Regions from separate parts of the Homo sapiens genome. Here region 1 is linked to region 2. Evidence: read pairs that join two places in POLR2A ChIA-PET (ENCODE). Cell type or tissue: PC-3. All regions are shown on one strand. Links, peaks and the distances in the headings refer to the core of each region. The heading gives the core; the rest is flanking DNA.

Region 1 (10,933 bases), core at 918-8,917, 1.4 Mb before region 2:
TGAACCTACAGGCCAAAGGCATCTCAGCAGAACTTGATTTTTTTGTTTGTTTGTATTCTTTCTATAACGACTTCACATCAATAGGAATATAAGGTAATTGTATTAATAAGAACAGGGCTAAATAATCATTTCCCTAGAGAATTGTTCAGTTTACTTCTGGTTCATATCTGAGAGTTGAGAGAATCCAAGGAAAAGAAAGGAGCCAGAAATGGTTCTAGGAGGGCTTGAAGGGAGGAGGCCTTTCTCTTGCCTCTGGGCAGCAGCCCTCCCCAAACGAGGAGAAGAGAAAAGCCAATTCACTGATGAGGAAATGTTTAATGAACTTCTCAGAATACCCACCACTGCCTGAATTAACCAAATGTGCACCAAGCTGATAATAGACAAACAACCTGCTTCAGCTTTGAGAAGCCTGGTTCTTGCCCCCTCGTGTAAAACAATTTCTTTCTCCTTTAACACAGTTTCTTCCTGGAGAATGTTTTCAGTGGGAGATAATGCACAGAAGGTGTACAATACCACTGGTTGTCAAAGAAAAGAGGCTGGGGTTCCTTCTAGTGGGTGGTAGGTAAGAATTACTAATCCAATCTGCTTGAGTTAACTCAAAACAAGGATTAGTGTAAAGTTCCAGAATATGTTAATCTTCCTTTATAGAAGTAAACTTCGGCACTGCCACCAACCCCATGGTTTATAGTTCCTGGGAACAATGAGCCAATTAAACTTGAGAGGGAAAAAGAATCTTGCCCAAGTTTACTGATTGTTACCTAATACTTGGAGTTGCTTTGATTCTTGATTATTTGGCTTTGTGTCTAAGACACAGGAAATAAAACATCATTTATTATTCATTAGAATGTTCCTAAATACAGCATACCTCCTAATTAAACACATACTCTTGTGCACTGGTATTTTTCGTCTCCCACCTTATTAAAGAGGCTGTTTAAAATGGCTTTTGTATATAGCTGATCTTGCTTTGCCAAATGTGTCCATCAATATTAATATACTTTTTTCAAAAGCACATCTTTAGAGCTTACATGATTAATGAATGGAACAAATTGTTAGTTATTTGGGTTTGACCCACTTGGTAGAGATTTTCAAATGGAAAAATAGGTTCTTTTTTTCAGAGTAAAAACATAGGAAAGGCTAGCAAAATATCTCCCCTTCTCCCCATCAATTTGACAATCATTTTGGGGAATATTTTTGCATCTAAAACTGTTGACATTAACTTAATTTTAATTAAGCTTTTCATATCTGAAAAATTAAAGTTATTTGCTTTCATTTATTTATTTGTTTGCTTTAGATAGGTAATGACTGGCTTATTGAAGTATTGGATCAGGAATAGAAGTTGCAGAATATCAATTACTTTGATCATTAGTGGTCAGACAGTTATCAAAAACTACTCAAATAACTCAATAACAACAACCAACATAATAAATACTTACTAGGTACAGGAACACCTTACATATTTCTTTATTTAAGCAATTTAAAATCAATTTTAAGGTTTAGTTTGTGCTGCTTAAAACTAATAGGGACATGCTCATGTAACATCTCAAGATATCCTAAGTTAGCTTATATGTTAGAATACCTTCTACAGAGATTTTTTGTTTTAAGAGCTTGCTGGGAAATGCTAATTTTTCAATTAATGAAATTTGCAATGAGATCACTATATTTTGAAATTCTGTATCTTTCAAAGAATATATTTTCATTATTAATTTAAATTTCAGGTGCCAGAATCATTTTTTAAAATAGTGTATTTAAATTTATTTATACTATTCAGATTTAACAACTTGATAACTTGAACCAAATTTCATTTTCTATTAGCAGGCTTTTTATCTTGTCTTACTGTTCAACATCAAATTAAAGAAATGAAACGAACATTGGAAAAGTTACTAAAGTTCAAAATGTCGATTCTCTTTTCTCATCAGTGCCCATGTATAAACTTCCTACACATCTTTGGGAGCAGTCTCCCTCGAATAGGCTTACATGAATGCAGTTCAAGAACTTGGGCTTTTTGGTATAGACAGTCTAGCAATGTTCTTGAAGATTGGGAAATTGTTTACATTCCAAGTATGTGAAAATGTCTATGTGTTGTTGTTATTGTTGTGTGTGTGTGTGTGTGTGTGTGTGTGTGTGTTTGTAATTTTTGGATTTTATTTGCAGTATCAGTATGCAAATATATTTATTATAAGTTGAATCTCATTGAAATGAAAATGAAAAGGCAATACTATTCCTTTAATATGGTTCACTAACCTTGTTCACACTGAGTTACTGATGCTCAGTAGGAGTTTGCCAACACCAGTTCTACTCAACCCTTGATGATTATGGAGGATTTAATTACAATTGAAAATGTAAAAAAAAAAAAAGGAGTTGAAATCTAATCCAAAAATCAATTTTGCATAGAATTTAATAACAGATAAAAGCTTAAAATTCTATAACAAACAAATGAGAAATATCAGCACTAGGAAATAAGACTTTAGTTTCCAGGATCAATCCCACTACCTGTGTCAATGCATCCTGACTTCGCTTGTTTTATCAACACATGACAAAGGCATTGGTCTCACACTGAGGCATGGTAAATACATTACGAAGTAAAGACAAACACTATAAACAGGACAAACCCTGCGAGGCAAAGGCACAAACAAGGCTGCAAGCAAATAGTTTCTCCCTCTCTTGTATTTAGGCAGATTTCCCTGGAACCACAGTCTTTAGTTTTTAGATTCTTGTTTTTTTTTTTTTTTTTCTTTTTTTCCGAGACGGAGTCTTGCTCTGTCACCCAGGCTGGAGTGCAGCGGCGTGATCTCGGCTCACTGCAACCTCCACCTCCAGGGTTCAAGCAATTCTCCTGCCTCAGCCTCCCGAGTAGCTGGGATTACAAGCATGCGCCACCACACCGGCTAATTTTTGTCTTCTTAGTAGAGACGGGGGTTTCACCATGTTGGCCAGGCTGGTCTCGAACTCTTGACCTCGTGATCCACCCACCTCGGCCTCCCAAAGTGCTGGGATTACAGGTGTGAGCCGCTGCGCCTGGCCCATATTCTTGCTCTTGTGCCTGCTGTGAAATGTATGGGAAACAGTCTTTAGTGGTTGCCCATGAAGTTAAGACAGCTCAGGAATGGTTTATTTCTCAGACGCCTCTTCTGTATTTGCCACACACACCAACAGAAAAACCACAGGAAAGAATCAGTGAAGTTTCCTGCATTTTTCCTTGTTTGGCTTGAATGCCTGCAATAGGGGCTCAGGAGCGTGGAGCTGCCCTCTGTTTTATTTATAATATGAACCTCCTGATACATTACAGCAAAAGTTAGCAAATATTATTTACAGTGTAGCATGTGTTTCCATTATATTTTCTTGATGCAGCGATCTGGGTTCTTAGAAAGCTGACTTTTTAGTTGTTTTTTTAAGCATGGACAGTGATAAAATATCAAGATTTGTGAAAAGGCATCCACTTCAAGATAAAGTTACTGCTACAATTTTAAAGGATGACTGTTGAAATTGCTGGTATGTCCTTAATATTGAACCCCAAATTTTCCCATTAGGAGGCCATTAGGACTTTGATGACGCCTTCAATGTTCCCCAGCCAGGCCTCCTCACTAGGTTCTTCTGCAAATAAATAAACAGTCCCCCTCCCCAGTGTCCCGGCTTCCCCAGGGGAGGAGCCCCTGGCTGGTGTGCAGGGCATCTGACTCACTCTCCTTTGGGTAACACTAGTAATAATGTAACTGTATTATGGTCCTGGATGGAAGGGAACAGCGGATCATTTGCTTGAAAACACGACCTTTTAATTTAAACAAAAGGCTTGAAAAAATAAAAGTGGGTCTTAAATGCAGTTTAATCAGTCAGGCGAGAGATGTCTAATGAAGCTGCCAGACGGATTTGTAGCCAGGCTGTCACTTCGGCCATCATGTTTACAGCTCCGGGAGTGAGATTAGCACTGTGTGAAGGCACAAACTCGGTCAAAATTTCCTGTGTCTGGGATGCCTGTAAATTTTGACAATTTGACAAATTATTTTGTTGCAGTGATGATGGTTTGGAAAACCTGACATGTAAGAATTTAGTTCTTTGATCTTCGCTTCTTTACACTGGCCCTAGAGAGCATTATATCATTGCAACAAAAGGTAACAACCAAAACCAAAACATTGATAATTGGATTTTTACATTTTATATATACATATATATATATGTATTTATAAAATATTATTTCATCTGGTGCTTTCAAGGAAAACTTGCCATTTTGGCCCATATTTCAGCTAAAAATTCTTTCCAAAGATTTTTTTTTATAGAGGAAAATCACCTATGTGTTAGTATGACAATATCATGTCATAGTTATGAAATAGTTCTTCTACAATTTGAATTTTCATTGCTTTGTACCTTTTACCTTCAGGAAAAATGCCATCCTGTCTTGGAGGTGTTTAAGTAAGTATTGAGGAATTCAAGTCAGTATTTTACTGTATTAGTATTCCTTCTTAGCACTGTTAGACAAGCCAAATCATAATTTTCTTTTGAAATAAATGTGCACTCAGTGTATACTTGAAAACATGCAATCAAAAGGAGTGGTCAGAAAACTTAAGAAGAATAGAAACTTTTTAATTATTGTTTTTCAGTAATTAAAAAATATTTTCCTTTAATTTTTTTTGAAAATTAAAGGAAAGGGAATAATTGCCCTGGGAAAAAAAGAATGGTTGGGTCTTTTTATTTCTTTTCTTCTTTTTCGAGTTTGCCATATTTATTTGCTGCAAATGGCATGCAGTTGTGCATAAACATTAATATTATCCACTTTGTTTCCTCTTAATAATACAGGGAAGCCTCAGCTTAATCTCTCACTCATTTCATGCCAAAACACAAGTGTATTGCTTTTGTTTTACTACATGTTTCATTCCATCTGTTGGGAGCCCAGTAAGTCAATATTTATCACATTTATAGATTCTGAATCACTAGGGGAAAAAAATCACTTCTGGGAAAAAACGTGCATCTATCATTCTCAACTATTTCAAAGTTTAAAAGTGTTGTCTCTGTGATGTTGACTTTGGTTTTTTGAGCTAAAATAATGCAGCTTGCATTATGTTTTAATTAAAGCAATTTTAAACTACATGTTTTCAAAGTTTTTCGTTTTCCCCAAACCTCTCTGTAATTGCCTTGTCATGATTATCATTTTCCTTTCACTGTTGCTTTCTATAGAAGCCCCAGGAAAGAGTTACTAAAAATTAAATTTCATGCTTGCATGTGTTTCTGTGATCTGCAGCGTGTATGATCTCTGAGTGGAAAACTTCTCTGAAAATAAATGGATTACCCTTTTTACTACACTGTCTGATGTCTCTTCAGCAGATAGCATTGCTTCCCTGTGATCTCTAACCCACCACAATTGAAATGACAAGCGTTGAAATGGGGGCCTCACGGTGGCGCCCTCTGCCTTTGCCGGCCCTTTCTGCAGCACGGAACGGTTCACGCCGCAGAGCACCGGTTCTCAAACTTGAATAATGCCTGGACACCCTTGGGAAGGATAGAATCATCTTCAGAAACCCCACAACACGTCAGTGGAGTCCACTTTGAGAAATGCTGACCTAAAAATTAGAATCTTATTCTATTAAAATGGCTTACATTTGAGAATTATCACTGCAAAGAAAAGTTCCGTCTTTAGAACTGCTAAAAGGTTGAGTTTTTACATCTTTACTCTGCTATTGAAACAAAACTATTAAAATTATCTTAAATATCCTGAAAGTCTCAGACTCCTGAAAACGTGTCCACAGATCCCTGCTTGAAAAACCTGCCGGAGTACCTGCTTTTCCTTGCATTTGTTGGCAGAAGATGAGCGTTTGACCTTTTACAAACTGCTCTGTAAATATCATCATTGCTTAGTTTGTGAAAGACTAATGTGTTTCCACTAACAAAACTGTCTTTCCAGGGTTGCTGCTTTCTAGAATAATGCTTGTTTTCCTACTGGGTTTTCTGTTGCTGGTGTTTTTTTTAAAGGCAACCAAATTTGTCTAAGGGATTGCACTTTAAGGCAATCCAGGGACTTTTAATGAAGAACTGATGAGAAAGCCAAAGTCTCTGGTTGAAAAAAAAAAAAATGTGACAAAGTAGCAGATCTCAAAAATATTAACCAAGTAGATTCTCTAATATTTGATACTTTAAACGCAAACTGTTTTCTAAACAATGTTTGTAAGCAAATGTTAAAAGTATTTTTTTCCGGGATTACTGCTTCTATATTAAACAGATAGTATGAACAAACGATAGAGTTGGCTTTTCTATCCTCACAGCAATCAGTAAGTGTGGACTTTTTTTTTCTTAAGAAGAAACACCAAAATAAATGATTCCTCTAAAGGATCTAGTATTCCAAAAAGGGTGAATAAAGAAAGTTTAGAACATTGATATTTCCATAACATAACTAATATGTTATTGTTTGTAACAGAGGAAGGAAATAAACCAGTTGACAGTACTATTTATAAAAGAGCTTTGAATTAAAGTCTTTGGCTAGGAAAATCAAGCCATATTGCTCAAAGGTACTAGGATTCCTCTAGTCCTTCATGGATATTGGAATTCTAATGAGCTTACAACCACAGGTGAAGCTGGCAAAAGTTGTCTTTTGAGCCAACCCACACACCTCGAAAACAAATATATAATAGTTATTCATGTGCCACCATGGGAATGTACCATAAAACCAACAGAAAGAAAAATAATAAACATGTCATACAATAAGCATATGCTATGATGCGTGGCTTCAGATTTTCAATAGCTGAGCTTTATTACAATAACCACAACATGAACAGCTTTGGGAAACAACAACAGGGTCAACACGTAGGCCAAAAGAATCCATCAGTCAAATGGTCTTCTTTTGAAAACCCAGCTATCTGTGTTGAGCTAGAGTTAAGTGCTTTGTACCAGAAGCCTTTGTTCATCCTAGCAGCTTCATAGATATAAATAAAACTAGTTTGCCTGGATTGAAATTTATTTTTGATATGTCATTAAAGTTTTGTAAGTAAATTATTTATTATTAATCTCAGAAAGGGTTCTATTTTAATTAACCCGATATGTGATCATGCTGTATATTCTAGAAGACCCCAAGTAATCGGTTCTAAAAGCCTAAAAATTAGGAAAATGTGCACTTCCCAAGAGGCTCAACATGCCTTTTGTGTAAGAATTAGGTAGCAGTTCTTTTAGATGGTTATTATTTTGTGGGCTTAAAATACTGCATCAAAAATGATTTAAAATGTTTATATAAAATGAAAATTATGTCCTCAATTTCCTGCAGTGTTATTTTAAATTTTAAATATTCAGCAATTTTCAAAAAAATTTAACCCCTTAGTAATTTCTTATAGTTTACATATATAATCCGGCTGTGCTAATATTATTTTATTAAACCAGAATGTGGTAGCTAGAGACAGGGATTTTGTTTCCTCTTCTCTTGTATCCTCAGCACTTAGATCAGTGCCTGACATGTAGTAGGAACCCAATAAATATTCGTTGAATGAATGAATAAATGAATATTATGTTAAGCTGATAAAGGGCATAAATTTTAGTGGTATTTATTACATGAAGATGGTAATTATGGTTATCAAAGTGAAAACAGATACTGCCTTTTGATGTTTGCACTTCCCTAAGTGTGAACCAGCAGCACCTACCCTTTTAAAATGTTCTTGCATCTAGCAGAACTGATTTATTCTTCTCTGACTTGGAAAACTTTCTGCTTCCGAAGAAGATTTTTCTTAAATGAATCCTCACCAGGGAAACGTCTATTTTTAAGCAAACCATAAAGAATTCATTAGTTTATATGATTGTTGCTTTGGCTCTTTCCCATAATATCTTTGTTTTTTGTGAAGCCAGGGAGTGTGCTTTCACCTGTGATCTACAGAATTAAAGCGCAGGGTGTGTCTGATGTGTAAGAGCCCCCACTTGAATGTCTCATAGCACCTGCTGGGCATTAGCCTTTAGGTATACATGGAGGTTTTCTGGGAAAAAAAATAAAATAAAATAAATAATAATAATAATAATAATAATAAAAAATAAAGTCTCTACCAGACTTACAAAGAAGAATTAAGTATTTACTCTTTTAGAAATTCATTCTATTATGAAATCTTAGCACTCAAATATGTCAAGCCTTTTATTTTTCTGTGAAGTAAAATGGCATGCATACCAGGGACAAAAGAACTATTGGCAACGATTGAAATATTTAACAGTGCAGTCGAAGTGGAGGAGAGATATTTCAACTACAAGTAACTACTGTCCCCAGACTTGCATAAGGCACTTTGGGAATTCAAAGCAGAGGAAAATAAGGGATCTGACTTAGAGGACTTGTAGTGAATTGAGGAAATAAAGCCCGCGTACATGTGCAAGCACACACACACACACACACACAAATTAATAAGAGAATAATTAAAAACAACACATGAATAATAATAATTGCAAGATGGCAAGATTAAAAGCTTATATAGAAATCCATGAGTACAAAGTGCCTTCCGAGAGTGGGATTCGTCAGGAAAAGCCCTCTGAAGTAGTGGGATTTGAGCAGAGCTTGTTAAATGCAATATTTTATGTTGCCTTTCGTTCAACAAACATTTGTGAAGTGCCCCTGTGGGTTGGGTTCCGGGTTCGCAAAAGGCTGGGATGTCAAGATGAACAGGACAAGGTCAGATTCCCAAGTCTTGCTGTTCATTTTGCCATCAGCCCAGGCTATGTTCTTAATTATATCACAGAATTTTTAGTTCAGTATTTCCAGATCTAGGGACTGATGTTGATTTTCTCTGGTCACTACAAAAGCAAGAAAAATTAGAAGAACAGTGGAGGCTGTTATCCAAAGTGGATCACCACAGCTGATGTGGAAAAGAAAACCCAAAAATTCTGTGCTAAAAGGAGCCTAACTGAGGTCTCAGGCACACGTGCACTGTTAAAACTTATCTAGCAGTTTGGCCTATTCTGTCAAAAAGTATCCAGGCCAATTATTTGCTATTTTGCTTACAAGCCTTGCTTTATTGAACTTTTTAATTAGTGGAGTGGTTGTTATACAGATGCAGATTTTAAAGGTTTCCTCCAAATTTTCACTGATGTTTTCAATCTCTAGTACTTACAACATTATATTAAACAATTTTTAAGATTTTTAATTTTTTTCATGGAGGAAGGGCTTGTTTTTTAGCTTTTCGAATTGTCACATTTTAAAAACAAAAATTGCCTATGACACACAAGTCCTCCTTTTTCTTCTAGCTGCTGTACCCACCACTGACCACCCTCTGTGAATACCTTTTCTGTGTATTTTCTGGCCTCTCTTCCCGAGACGTTTTCTGGTTGCTCCCCCCTCACTTCTCTGGTCTTGTATGATTGCATCTAAATGTTGCTATCTGTCAGAGGTCTTTGCCTACTTCTACTGAGGCATCTACAGTGTGTTTCAAAATCCCTACTTAGTTGATTTAGTTTTCTCACATCTCAAAACTAGTGTATCCGAAATTAGCCGGGCATCGTGGTGCACGTCTGTAGTCCCAGCTACTCTGGAGGCTGAGGCACAAGAATCGCTTGAACCCAGGAGGCAGAGGTTGCTGTGAGCTGAGATCATGCCACTGCACTCCAGCCTGGGTGACAGAGCGAGACCCTGTCTCAAAAAACCCCCCCCCAAAAACAGCAACAAAAAAGCTGTATCAAATATGGAATTTGCTCTCTTCTAAACGTGCTTCCTTTTCTGCTCACCCTTTCTCTGCCAGTGTTACCATTTTCCAACCTCCCCGCTGAAATGGTACCACATTTTCCAGGTTTTCTGCCTACTTTTCCAATACTTCTTTCTCAGTCTCTTTTGTCAATCTTCTTCTGCAGCTCACTCCCTGAACATCAGTGTTAGCTGGAGTTCTGTCCCAGCTTCTTCTTTCTTGTCATCCCATTTGGTTTTCCATGGTGAGCTCTCTCAAACCTGTGTCTCCAGCCCAGATCCCGAAATCACTGTGTCCAACACTGTATTCATCATTTCTCCCCAATGCCACCCTCTCCCCACTCACCACATGCACCTTTTTGTGTATTCAGTGGCTAGAATGAATGCCTAGGCATCCACTCCAGAAATCTGGGAATCACCCTTGACTCCTTCCCGTACTCGCTTCCCACACTCGGTCAGTCCTGTCAATCAGAACTCCTTTGTGTCTCTGGAGCATATACTCTTCTCTCAACCCCTGTTACCAGAGCCTTATTTTAGGCCCTCATCAATTTTCATCTGGATTTCCAAGGTATCATCTTGGTTAATACTTGTATCAGCCCATTTTCCAGAAGAAAAAAACTGAAGCTTAATGACATTAAGTAATTATTGCTTATGATGACACTTGCTGGTACCAAGATTTGAACATAGGAAGTCCAGCTCTAGGATCCTCACTCTTAAGCACAAATTATACCACGTCTCTGTTTTGGGAAAAGGAAGGGGGCAATTAGATGGTATATTCTATTTCTTTGCTACTCAAGTGTGGGCCAGAGACCTGCAACATCACATTATCAGGGACTTTGCTAAAAATGCTGAATCTCAGAGCCGCCTAGGCCTCCTGAATCAGAATCTGCATTTACCAACATGTCCAGGTGTTTCATGTGCTTGTGAAGCGCTGCTCTAGTGCAGGTGTGAAGAGTACTGTGTAAGTGCATGTAATTAAACCCAACACTAGCCTTCAGGCCCCCATTCTTAAATTTCCTCTCAAATAGACTTATCTGTGGTTTGAGGTAAAAATTTTTGTTTTAAGACAGAAGCACTTCTAACCAATGGCAATGCATCTTTCTAACACAGCTTAAAGAAAGCTTTGGGGACACATAAGAAGAGAAGTGGGGAACTGGGGTCACAGCTGTGTGACCTGAAGTATATTTGCTCACTCCGGGATGCCAGCTCCAGGTCCCGCCATACCCTGCACTGTTTTCTACCAGTGCTAACAGGGGAAGGAGTACATAAAGGCATTTCTAAGAGGGTGGCTAATATGGAGGGGAAATATAGCGC
Region 2 (10,933 bases), core at 1,800-9,799:
ACCTTGGCGCAGTAAGTTCTACTTCCAGCTGACTTTCTATATGTCATCTATAACAAGATACAACCTTGCTTTGTCTTGGTTACCTCACCTATAAAAGGCCGATGATAGTCTAGTAAAGTCTGTTATCTGGCATGGAAGGAACTTGGTGTTTGGAATTCTGCTATTATAATAGAAATAAAGACATGCAGGGTAGGGAGTAGAGACAGCAAGACATTCAGGACAGTGGCATGTACTCTGATAGGGTCTTTACTGGCTCAGAATCTTGTGCTTTTTCTTTTTCTGGAACAGAATGAAGATTTTTAAATCTTTTGCTGTGAGTTTGAACAGGCACTAAAGAACCAATCCAAACTTATCAAATTATCTGTTTAATAAGCCAATTTATTTCATAAACAATTGAATTGTTAATGAGCAGTAATTATTCTCTCCCTGGAAGTTATCCTGGCTTAGCTTTGTGGGGCTTTGCCCTAAGCACGAGCAGATTAGTATTCAGCCAAAGACTCAAGGGAATCCCTGTTCAATTTCTGAAACTCTATAGCTCCATCCTCTTGGGTATTCTGCTCCACAAAGTACAGTTGGTTTGGCTATCTCAAACTCTAACTTCTATCTCTTCAACTCCGTGAGGCTGCATGACTCTTTAACATTCCCTTCCTCACACTATATTTTGGACATGGCTCCCAGGCAGAGACTCTCGAGAGTGAAGGCTCATCTCATTTGTCCCCTGTTTCTCAGTCACCATGGTCCTGTTGTCTGTTGTCCAATGTCTAAAAATGGTGGATTCTGTATTTTGTTCAGGTTTTTAGTTACTGGTTGTTTTTGTCATCATTATTTTCTACTGTTGCTTTTTTTCCCAGTCTTCTTTTTAGTATTATGTTTTATTCCCTTTCTTTTCAGCTGTGCCCCTTTGTATAATTATTTTTATTTGTTGCTCTAGAGATTACATTATGCCTCCTTATCAGTCTATCTGAAATTAATGTGGTACTGCCCCATGTATGCAAGAACATTACAATAACATAATTCCATTTGTCCCAAGTATTTTGTGCTCCTTCTGTCATGTATTTTACATCTATATAGTTTTACTTTAAAATTTAGTTACCCTTTAAATAAGTTTTTTAAAAATAAAAAGATAGTCTTTATATTTTCACATATTTTGCCTTTTTGGAACTCTTCATTTCTTCCTGTGCATTCAAGTTTTCATCTGGTGTCATTACCTTTACCTCCAGCTACAGGGAACTGCGTTTAGCGTTTCTTATAGTGCTGGTGTATGGGTGATAAATTCTCTCAGCTTTCATTTATCTGAAAATGTCTCAAGTTTATACCTTTTTATAATTCTTCTATTATCATTTTAGTGAGATCTTCGGAGGGAGAAGAGAAAAATTTATTCAATACGCTTTCTTTAATGCAAAGTTGGAAGCCTGACTGTATGGGATTCTCTATTTCACTCCTGGCCTCTCCCAGCCCTTTGCAATTCTGGAAAAGATTTTTTGGAAAACACGAACTGGTGCCCAAAGCCCTCAGAGGCCAGGGGCCAGATAAAGCGTGTATAATGGTCACAGAGAGAGGTTTAGTATCCAGGCAACCATTTTAAAAACAATAGTAACAGCTAACATACATTAAGTTTATGTTCCAGACACTAGCCTGAGTGCTTTATGAGCATTCTCTTACCTCATCCTTATAGCAGCCCTATGAGGCAGGGGGAATGAGAAACGTTATTGACTTCCTGGAGTTGCTGTGAGGGTAAAATGGGGTGAGGATAAACCATTAGGGAGAAGGGTGGTAGCACATGGAAAACTCGACATATGTTAACTATTGTTATTATCGCTGTAGCAAAAAAACACAATGATCACAAAGAATATCAATAGGAAGGTGGATCAGCTCCAGACACAGTGGCTTGGCAGGAGGGAGCTAGGGAAATGAAGTCAAAGAGTGACTTCTGAAGGGGAGAGACTGATGGGCAATGCAGGGATGCTGTCCCTTGACTCCCTCCTGCCCACCATATCCCGAATTATCACTGCCTCATAATCTTCCTTTTCCATGATTTGATGGCTGGAGTAGCCCTGCTTACTAACAGGATGATCTGTGCAAGAGACTGATACAGATTATCCTGGTGGACGTCTCTTAATGTTCAATTATAGCTTGGTATTTTGGTTTATGTTTTTAAAACACTTATGTACAAGTCTTGTATATACATGTTGATAGCAGCTTTATTTATAATAGGCAAAAACTAGAAAAATACAAACATTCATCTATAAATGAATAAATCAATTGTAGTATATACATACAATGCCATGTACTCAGAAATAAAAGGGACTATTGATTCTTATTATGCTGAGTGAAAGATGTCAGACAAAAAATAAGTACCTACTGTATGATTCTAGAAAATGCATATTACCATAGAGAGAAAGCATTATCAGGAGTTGCTTGGAGACAGGAAAGTGGGGGAGAAGACAAGTTACAAAGGTACACAAGAAATCTTTTGTGAGTAATGTTTATAATTCATTATCTTGATTGTGGTTCATATTGCAAAATTTATCCAACTGTACACATGTGTGATTTATTCTACATCTATTATATTTTAATAAAACGGTTTAAAAACAACCCATGAGATCTCAGTTAACTCCCACTATATTGGCAAAAGAAAAATGATTTGTAGAATAATACCAAGTGTTGTGAAGTTATAGAGCAATAGAAACTCCCACATACTTTTTATGGAAATGTAAATTAAAACCACCACTATAGAAAACAGGCTTGTGGTTCCTAGTAAAAATATATTCCATAAGCCAAAGTTCCATCCCTAGGTATATGCCCTAGAAAAGCTCCTATCCTCAGACACAGGAACATACGTACCAGAATATACATAGTACCATTATTCACAATAGCTCATATTCTAAAAAATGGACCCTGTTACTGTCCATTTAGAACAGATGGATAAGGACATTTTGGTATATTCCCTCAATTAAACATTATATAGGAAGATGAAGGGGGAAGAGGAAAAAAGAGAGGGGACAGAGAAAGGGAAAAGAAGGAGAAACTCAAGCTATATGCAACCATATTTATGACTCTCATAAAATAATGTTGAGCAAAAAAGGCACATCACAGAAGACATTAATCATCCATCTTAGTAAAGGTCAAAAGCATATAAAACTAAATAATGTACTATTGGATGTGTAAACCTATACAAAAACACTACTTACAAAAAACAAAGGAGTAACATACACGAATTTGGAATTGTGATTATATCTGTGAGTGGTCAGAGTTGGATGGGATTGGGAAAGGATATCCAAGGAAACTCAAAGTAACGGTAACATTATCTCTTTTAAATAGGATAGCAGGTAACCAAGTGCTCATTGCATTCTTATTATTTATACCTCACAGGTATTTTACAACTGTCATTCTCAATCAAATCAATAATAAATAAAAGTAATTTTAAGAAACAGTTATTACCAAATATTCAACTTAGGCACTGTAAAGCTCTATAAAGACTCCAAAGAATAAACTCCTACAACAATACAACTTTCTAGATAACTTTCCAACGTACCAGTAGCAAAATGAAACATGGATTTAAAACACTAAGCATGGTACCTGGAAAACAGCACTCAATAAATGTTTGCAATTATTATAACTGCCATTATTTTGTTGTTGTAATTATTACTAATAATACATGCTAACTGCTTTATAGAGGCATCAGCCACAATCCAGTTAAAAATTGTAAAGTTAACTCCTAGATCATTGTGAGAGTGAACAGAAACTGGGGCAATTATGTGTTAAAGCTACTCATGATATTAAAACCAGGTGCTCAGCACATATGCAAAAGTTCTGTATTCTCCATGCAAATGTGGGTAGGAAATGCAAGCTAGTTTATTCAAAATAGGTGTCCAGATACAGGCAGAAAGTTACCAGGATTAGTTGTCAGGAAAAAAACCTGTTTCATCTGACTGGACATATTTATCTGTTCTAACAGAAGACTAAGTCTATAGAGACTGTTACCTAACAGAACATTAGGGCTAAGATTCCATAAAAACTTTTATACCTGGGTTCCTATATTGTCCTCATAGTATTAGGTGAGTAAACCACCCTGTCCTTGTTACCAAAAGTGGGAAAAACTTACACTTGTCTCATCTTACATTATTCCAAGCAATTCCTTCTTCGAGGGGATAAAAATCATAATATTGGTCAATTGGAGAACAGCATTCATGCATATTCAGACTTTGTCAGGGTGGATAACAAAGAAATTCACTGAAGAGGAAAAAAGCTTCAATTTGACTTATTTCTGAAAAAAATATTCTCTGTGTGACATGATGAGAAAATATCAAGAAACACCAAGAGAACCACCAACTGGAGCCAAACACATGTTGCAGTCTCTGTTCCTCTCCAAATTTGTAGAATTTATAGAAGTGGTATAAAAATACTTAGTAAATATTTTAAAACCTTGAAAACAAGAACACTCATTTAATAAGAAACTGTGAAGAAATTGCAAAAGAAGAAAGGCAAATTGAAAACCATATGCATGACTTTCAGTGTGTTCCCCAAACCAGCAGCATTAGCTGCCGGGAATTTGTTTGAAATGCAAATTCTTGAACCCTAACCCACACCCACTGAACCAGAAACACAGTTTGGGAACTGAGAATGTTATCAATTAATAAATTTGATTTTAACAAGTATAAAGCATACTTTCAATAGTTTGGAACATTTACAGATATTGACTATATAATTGGCAACAAAGGAATTGTTAGAGAAAACTCTAACAATTATTGCATTTGGGTTAGAATTTGCTAGTCACTGATACAGTTTGGATGTTTGTCCCCTCCAAATCCATGTTGAAATGTAATCCCCAGTGGAGGGATTACATTACCTAGCAGGAGGTATTCAGATCACTGGGGCAGATCCCTCATGATTTGCTTAGTTAGCATGATGAGTGAGTTCTTGCTCAGTTAGTTGACACGAGATCTGGTTGTTAAAAGTGCACAGTCCCTTCCCCTTCTCTCTTGCTCCTGCTTGCCATGCAATACTCCGGCTCCCCCTTTGCTTTCTGCCATGATTACAGGCTTCCTGAAGTCTCATCAGAAGCAGATGCCAGCACCCTGCTTTCTGTACAGCCTGCAGAACCATGAGCCAATTAAGCTTTTCCTTATACATTACCCTGCCATGGGTATTTCTTTTTAGCAATGCAAGAAATGACTAACACGGTCACATTTTAATTTTATTTACATAGCTAGCAAGGAGAAAAACTAGATGCAGAGGTTTGATAAGCCTGCACAATTTAGGTGGCAATGGAACTTACCAACACAATTCATCAACATAAGTAAGCAAATTTCCATTTCCTGTAACTATAGTCTGTGGATTAACTCAACAGTAACATATTTTATATATTTTGAAATGAATACTGCATTCACTAAATAGGAACTTTGTGTTTGGCACTGGATGAAATCCCAAGAACTCTGTATTGAATAGCTCAGGAAGAACCTGCTATTGACTCATAAACTCGTAACTGCTAGATTCTTCATAGCAAAAGCAAGAGACAACGCAGAAATGCAAATCTAAATAAGACCTTTCCCCACCTGTTTGATTCTGTTTCCTATGTTCTGAGGTCACTGGAAAATAAATATTCCCCAACTCCCTCTTATTTTTTAACTGAAGAGGGTAACAACCAGTCTGGTATAGTAACCTGAAAACTCAAACTTTCAGATAATGAAATCATTTCCTGCCAAAGCTTCACATTCTTGTTGACACATTCTTATTCTAAACCAAGACTAAATAAATTTCTTTTTTGGTTTATAATTTCTTTCTGAACTCTCCACAAATTCAGGAAATTGGTGTCATATAGGTCATATTCACTGACAAAAATGCAATATTAGAAAAGGATCCTTTAAAAATCTACACATGTGAAAAATATATAACACACTCCAAAAAAAATAAAAAAGCTTAAAGAAAGCCCAGCTGAAAGTGGGAATGTATAAATTGTGGCATATTCTTAGTTCAAAATGAATAAATTTTAAAGTTAATATTGAATGAATAACGCAAATGGCAGAATGATTTGTATAAATTTTGAAAACATGCAAAATAGTATTACATTAGTTATGGATACCTACCTATGGTATTGATAATAACATGAAATTAAATGATAAATCTCAGCTTCAGTGCAGTGGCTACCTCTGAAAATGCAGGGAAATTTGATGGGGGTTATACAAGATGTTTCAACTGTAGCTAATGTTTTCTTTTATTTAAAAAATTCAAGCGAACAGAAGGTGGAGGAACACAGACTTTTTCTCTTATTTTCTATGCTTTTCTATATGTTTGAAATATTCACAATTTAAAAAAATTAAAAACTGGAAGACTAACAAAATACCTATATATCAAAATCTGAGGTGCAGGTAAAGAAGTCCAGAGGAAAATGTATAGCCTAAATTATTAGAAAACAGGAACTGAAAATAAATGAATTAAAATTTACAGGTAAGTTGGCAAAGAAAATAAAAAAAGTATAAAAACATAAATGAATTGAATATAAAACAAAATACATAAAACATGTGCTAAGTTGTCCAATATAATTTAAAACTGTTGGAAAAATAAACCAACATGCCAGACCAGTGACTCGTTTTTGATCTCAGAACTGCTTTAGACTTAAAATCTTATTTCTATCAATATTCAACGTACTAGAAATTAAAACCAAGAAAATTGGAAGTTTACTAATTTAAAATAACAATATAATGAACATATTTTCATGAACTATAACTTCATTTTCCAAAACTCAAAAGATATAATGAGAAGAGTGGCATGACTTTACATATTTGCAAATCTTTTTTGTAGGGAAGGGGTCTCCCTATGTTGCCTAGGCTGCTCTTGAACTCCTGGCCTCCTCAAGGGATCCTCCCACTCCGGCCTTCCATAGTGCTGTAATGAGTCATGAGCCACTGCACCCGGCCTTGTAAATCTCTTTAATTCCTGGCCTAATAGAAGGCAACTGCTTCTGAATTCAATCTGTTGTGATATGTTGTTTTAGTTGAAGTATATGAAAAAAATCTGGCCTCACACAGACATATCCTTGGAAAAAAGGCAGCCATTTCAGACAACTGTGGATGTTCTTTAATGCTACAGCCAAACTCAAGTGGTAATTTATTAAAGATTAACCACAATATGGAGTCTGAAATGATATCAATGAACTTTTTGCACTGTTACATTAAAATCCATTGGTTTGTCTTGCCCTTTTTTTTTTTTTTTTTTTTTTTTGAGATGGAGTTTCTCTCTTGTTGCCTAGGCTGGAGTGCAGTGGCACAATCTCAGCTCACTGCAACCTCCGCCTCCCCGGTTCAAGTGATTCTCTCACCTCAGCCTCCCGAGTAGCTGGGATTACAGGCGCCTGCCACCACGCCCAGCCCTGTCTTGCTTTTTGAAGGGATTTTTCACCCATGCATGACTTTGTAACACTGTGCATTGATAATTTGGAAAATACTGGTTCACTGAGTTATACAGATCTTCCAAATGTTTACACACTTCATTACACATATCACAAAATCACATTCATTACCATCACTACTGATCTCATCAGAAGACATTCTTAGGTGACTTTGATATTGTAGTAGGACTTTTACTGGGATGAGTAGTGGTGTAAATACAGTAACAAACAAACAATTGGAAGCCACTGCTTTTAACACTTGCTGAGGTACCATTCAGCGCAGATTCAATATGGTGAAAAAGGCAAATAACGTCTTATTATGAAAATTAAGTTTGACCTTGCAAACTCCTAGAAAGGGTCTTGGAGATTCCCAGTGGACTGCAAACCATACTTTTGAGAACCACAAAGGTAGGCAATCCCTTGCAAAGTAGAATCAAGACAAAATGAGAGAAGGCACCTTAACAACAGGAACAAATGGAGGGAAAAAAATGAGTAAATTTAAAAATTATCAGACTATGTATAGTCTAATTTTAAAAATTACTCCAGTAATTTATATAATTACACTCACATTTATAAATGCATACATATATAAAAAAAATTTTTTTTATGAGTATAAATAAGGCAATCAAGCCAGACAGCTTAGGTTGGAGGTTGGAAACCTGGTTCCTCTACTTAGTAGCTGTGAGACCTTAATTTAATTATCCTCCCTGTGCCTCAGTTTCCTTATCTATAAAATGAAGATGATGAAAGCACAACCCCCTGGCCAGTTAAATTCTAGGGAAGATTAAATGAACTAACGTAACTGCTTAAAAAACATCTGGCATGTGATAGGTTGTACAAGTGGTATGTTGGCTGCCTTGTAGAACTCTGCCAACAAATATGAAATGGCCAGATTTTCTAGGAAAATAAAAATGACAAAAATGTAGTCAAGAAAAAAAAATCTACCACCCAGGTTGCAGAACAGCCTAACAAGTTAGTGTCCTTTCCCAACCATAGTCTTCAACTCTGCTTTGCGGAGTCTCCCTCTTCTGCACATCCTAAGCAGACCCAAAAGCTGTTCTGTAACTTCGGTTAATACAAGTCCAGTCCAACCCAGTGTAATAACCCATCTCCCATCTGCCCCCTGGCTTTAATAATGTCAACAAGGAATCGTCTTTTCTTTCATTCTTCCTTTGCCCTTCCTTTTCTGGGGACCCAAATGAATGAGGTCAAGGGACAAACGTGTCTTAACAAACGAGGGTATAACTGCAGCCTCCTTCTGGTGGTAACTGCTTCTCCCTACATCTCATCCTGGGCAGATTCCACAAGTGGCAGGTGCCCATATGCAGTCTCTGTCCCGGGATGCAAGACACATGAAAAATCTAGCTCTAACTCTGTGAGCAACACAGCTATTGCCCACAGCTATACACCACATAGCCTCTTGCAGCTAGAGTGAAACGCATGCAAGGCAGCTCAAGCCTCGATGCTTTACACAATATCACTACCTCCAGGAAATGAATTAGTTTTCCTACGCCAAACCCAAGGGTATGGCCGGCTTCACAGGCATCCCCACTCCTCCCTTCCACGTCTCTCTCTTCTCTTTTGGGGGATCAAGAAGTCTGCCCCTGACTATTCTTTATTCTCTTCCTGTAAGCTTCCTTCAATGTGTAATTTTCTTGGGGCTTTCTGCCTCAGTTGACTGTGATGGTGGCAAGGAGAGCCATTTGAGTTTGATGACACAGAATTCCTTCTCTTCTGATGCTCCCTTCCTCTCCTGGAGATAGGTTTGTAATATACTGGGAGAAGGTGGACAGTCGGGGATTGAGGCAAGGAGGCTAGTTTGGCCTTTAATCACTCAGTGCAACTAAGGAGCTGCGAATATTTAACTGTAAGGGGAATGAACGTAGAGCACAGAATTATCTTTGCATATCTGAACAATCACTGAGAGTGTGATAAGATTTTCCTATGTGATTCTGTAGTGAGAAAGGACAGATTGATGCAAGTATCAGGGACACAACTTTTAATAATGTCATAGAAGAACCATTAACAGTTACAGCTGTCAAGTTAGAAAAGGCAATGTTATGAACTTCCTGCTACTTCAGAGGCAAAAGATGAATGACTGTAAGGTTGAGATGTTGAGGGAAGGGATACAAACTGACAGGAGACTGGACTGTGTCCCCAGAGTCCTTTGAAATTTATTTTTTTTAATTCAAACATACAGAAAGGTTGAAAAAATAATAGAATTACACAATTATTCTGAGGAACTTAGCTCTGAAGAGAGAAAGAGTAGCAAGAAGACACTGTAACTTGGAAGGCAGAATTTGTTCGTTACAGGTGGCAGCAACATGAGCACCTTTAGGCAATGGGAAAGGACAAAGGAAAGAGGCTGATGATGTAGTATCTGGCCTTCAGATCAATTTCCCAAGGATTTGCTGAAAGCAGCAAAGGTAGAAAAAGGTAGCTTGAATCCCCACACCAGTCCTCACTGGCCATAAGAAGTCACTTCAGTTGATTTCTATATGCCTTAGAAATACTATATGTGCAGTGAAGTGAAAAGGTAAGGAAGCACCACTTTAGATAATCTTCAACCTCCAAAAATGAATTTTATCCATTCACTCATTTAAATAGTTGAGCACAATGAAGTATCAGGCACTGTCTCAGGCTACAGATACAGCAAAGAACCAAAGAGATGTTTCTTGTCCTTGTGGAGCTTACTTACTGGTGGGAACAAGGAGAGTAGAAATCAAGTATGACAGACAATAAGGCAGAATAGGGAGGGCAGAAGGATAGCGGACAGTCAGGAAAGACTTAATTAGAAGGGTGACATTTAAGCAGATTTCAACATAGTGAAGGAGCAAGCCAAAGCTGACACACCAGAGGAGAGTTCCAAGCCCAGAGAACAGAAAATGCAGAGGCCCCATGACAGAAGCATGACTGTTATGTGCACAAAAATAACAAGATGACCACAGTGCAGCCTAATGGGTACTTTAGTACTCAATGGCACAAGATATTTCTCAGTGGTTATTTAGCATCTGAAGTGTTTTTAACAAATTATTAAAAAAACTTTCATTGGCTGGGCACAGTGGCTCACACCGGTAATCCGAGCACTTTGGGATGGGTGGATCACTTGAGGTCAGCAGTTCGAGACCAGCCTGGCCAACAAGGTGAAAAACTCTTTCTACTAAAAATACAAAAATTAGCCAGGCATGGCGGCAGGCGCCTGTAATCCCAGCTACATGAGAATTGCTTGAACCGGGAGGTGGAGGTTGCAGTAAGCCCAGATAGTGCCAATGCACTCCTGCGTGGACAACAGAGTGAGACTCTGTATCAAAAAAACAGTAACAACAACAACAACAACAAAAAAGATAACACATGTAAACTGTGTAACCGTGCCTGAAAAAGAAAACTAACAGTTAATTATTATTACTTCAAAAAAAAATAGTAATGGTAAAAATAGAGCTCCTCTACCTGAAGTGTGGGTGTTTAGTCTGAAATCCTAAATGCTTGCTCTGTCCTTTCTGAAACCCCAGCACTCCTGGGGCACTTTACATTGGACCAAACTGAAGA

The links. ChIA-PET counts read pairs that join two places held together with the same protein. Peaks named below come from ENCODE experiments on the same cell type or tissue, not always from the same donor. Only the 100,000 strongest peaks of a DNase experiment are listed, where the experiment ranks them.
Region 1: POLR2A ChIA-PET joins it to region 2 with 15 read pairs; 1 of 35 experiments calls an interaction of 5 or more read pairs at or near these places.

Annotation. Positions count from the first base shown.
Region 1 is chr14:57,061,546-57,072,478 of GRCh38, reverse strand. No RefSeq gene overlaps it. Among named protein-coding and RNA genes, the nearest start is that of EXOC5, 200 kb to the left of the region's middle. In PC-3, for the core only: a CTCF peak has its summit at 5,391 (motif pointing right); a DNase peak (open chromatin) is centred at 5,378; H3K27me3 peaks cover 6,805 bases.
Region 2 is chr14:55,684,729-55,695,661 of GRCh38, reverse strand. No RefSeq gene overlaps it. Among named protein-coding and RNA genes, the nearest start is that of LINC00520, 110 kb to the left of the region's middle. In PC-3, for the core only: no CTCF peak of the experiment used is centred there; DNase peaks (open chromatin) are centred at 4,961, 5,151, 5,231 and 6,901; H3K4me3 peaks cover 1,603 bases; H3K27ac peaks cover 1,878 bases.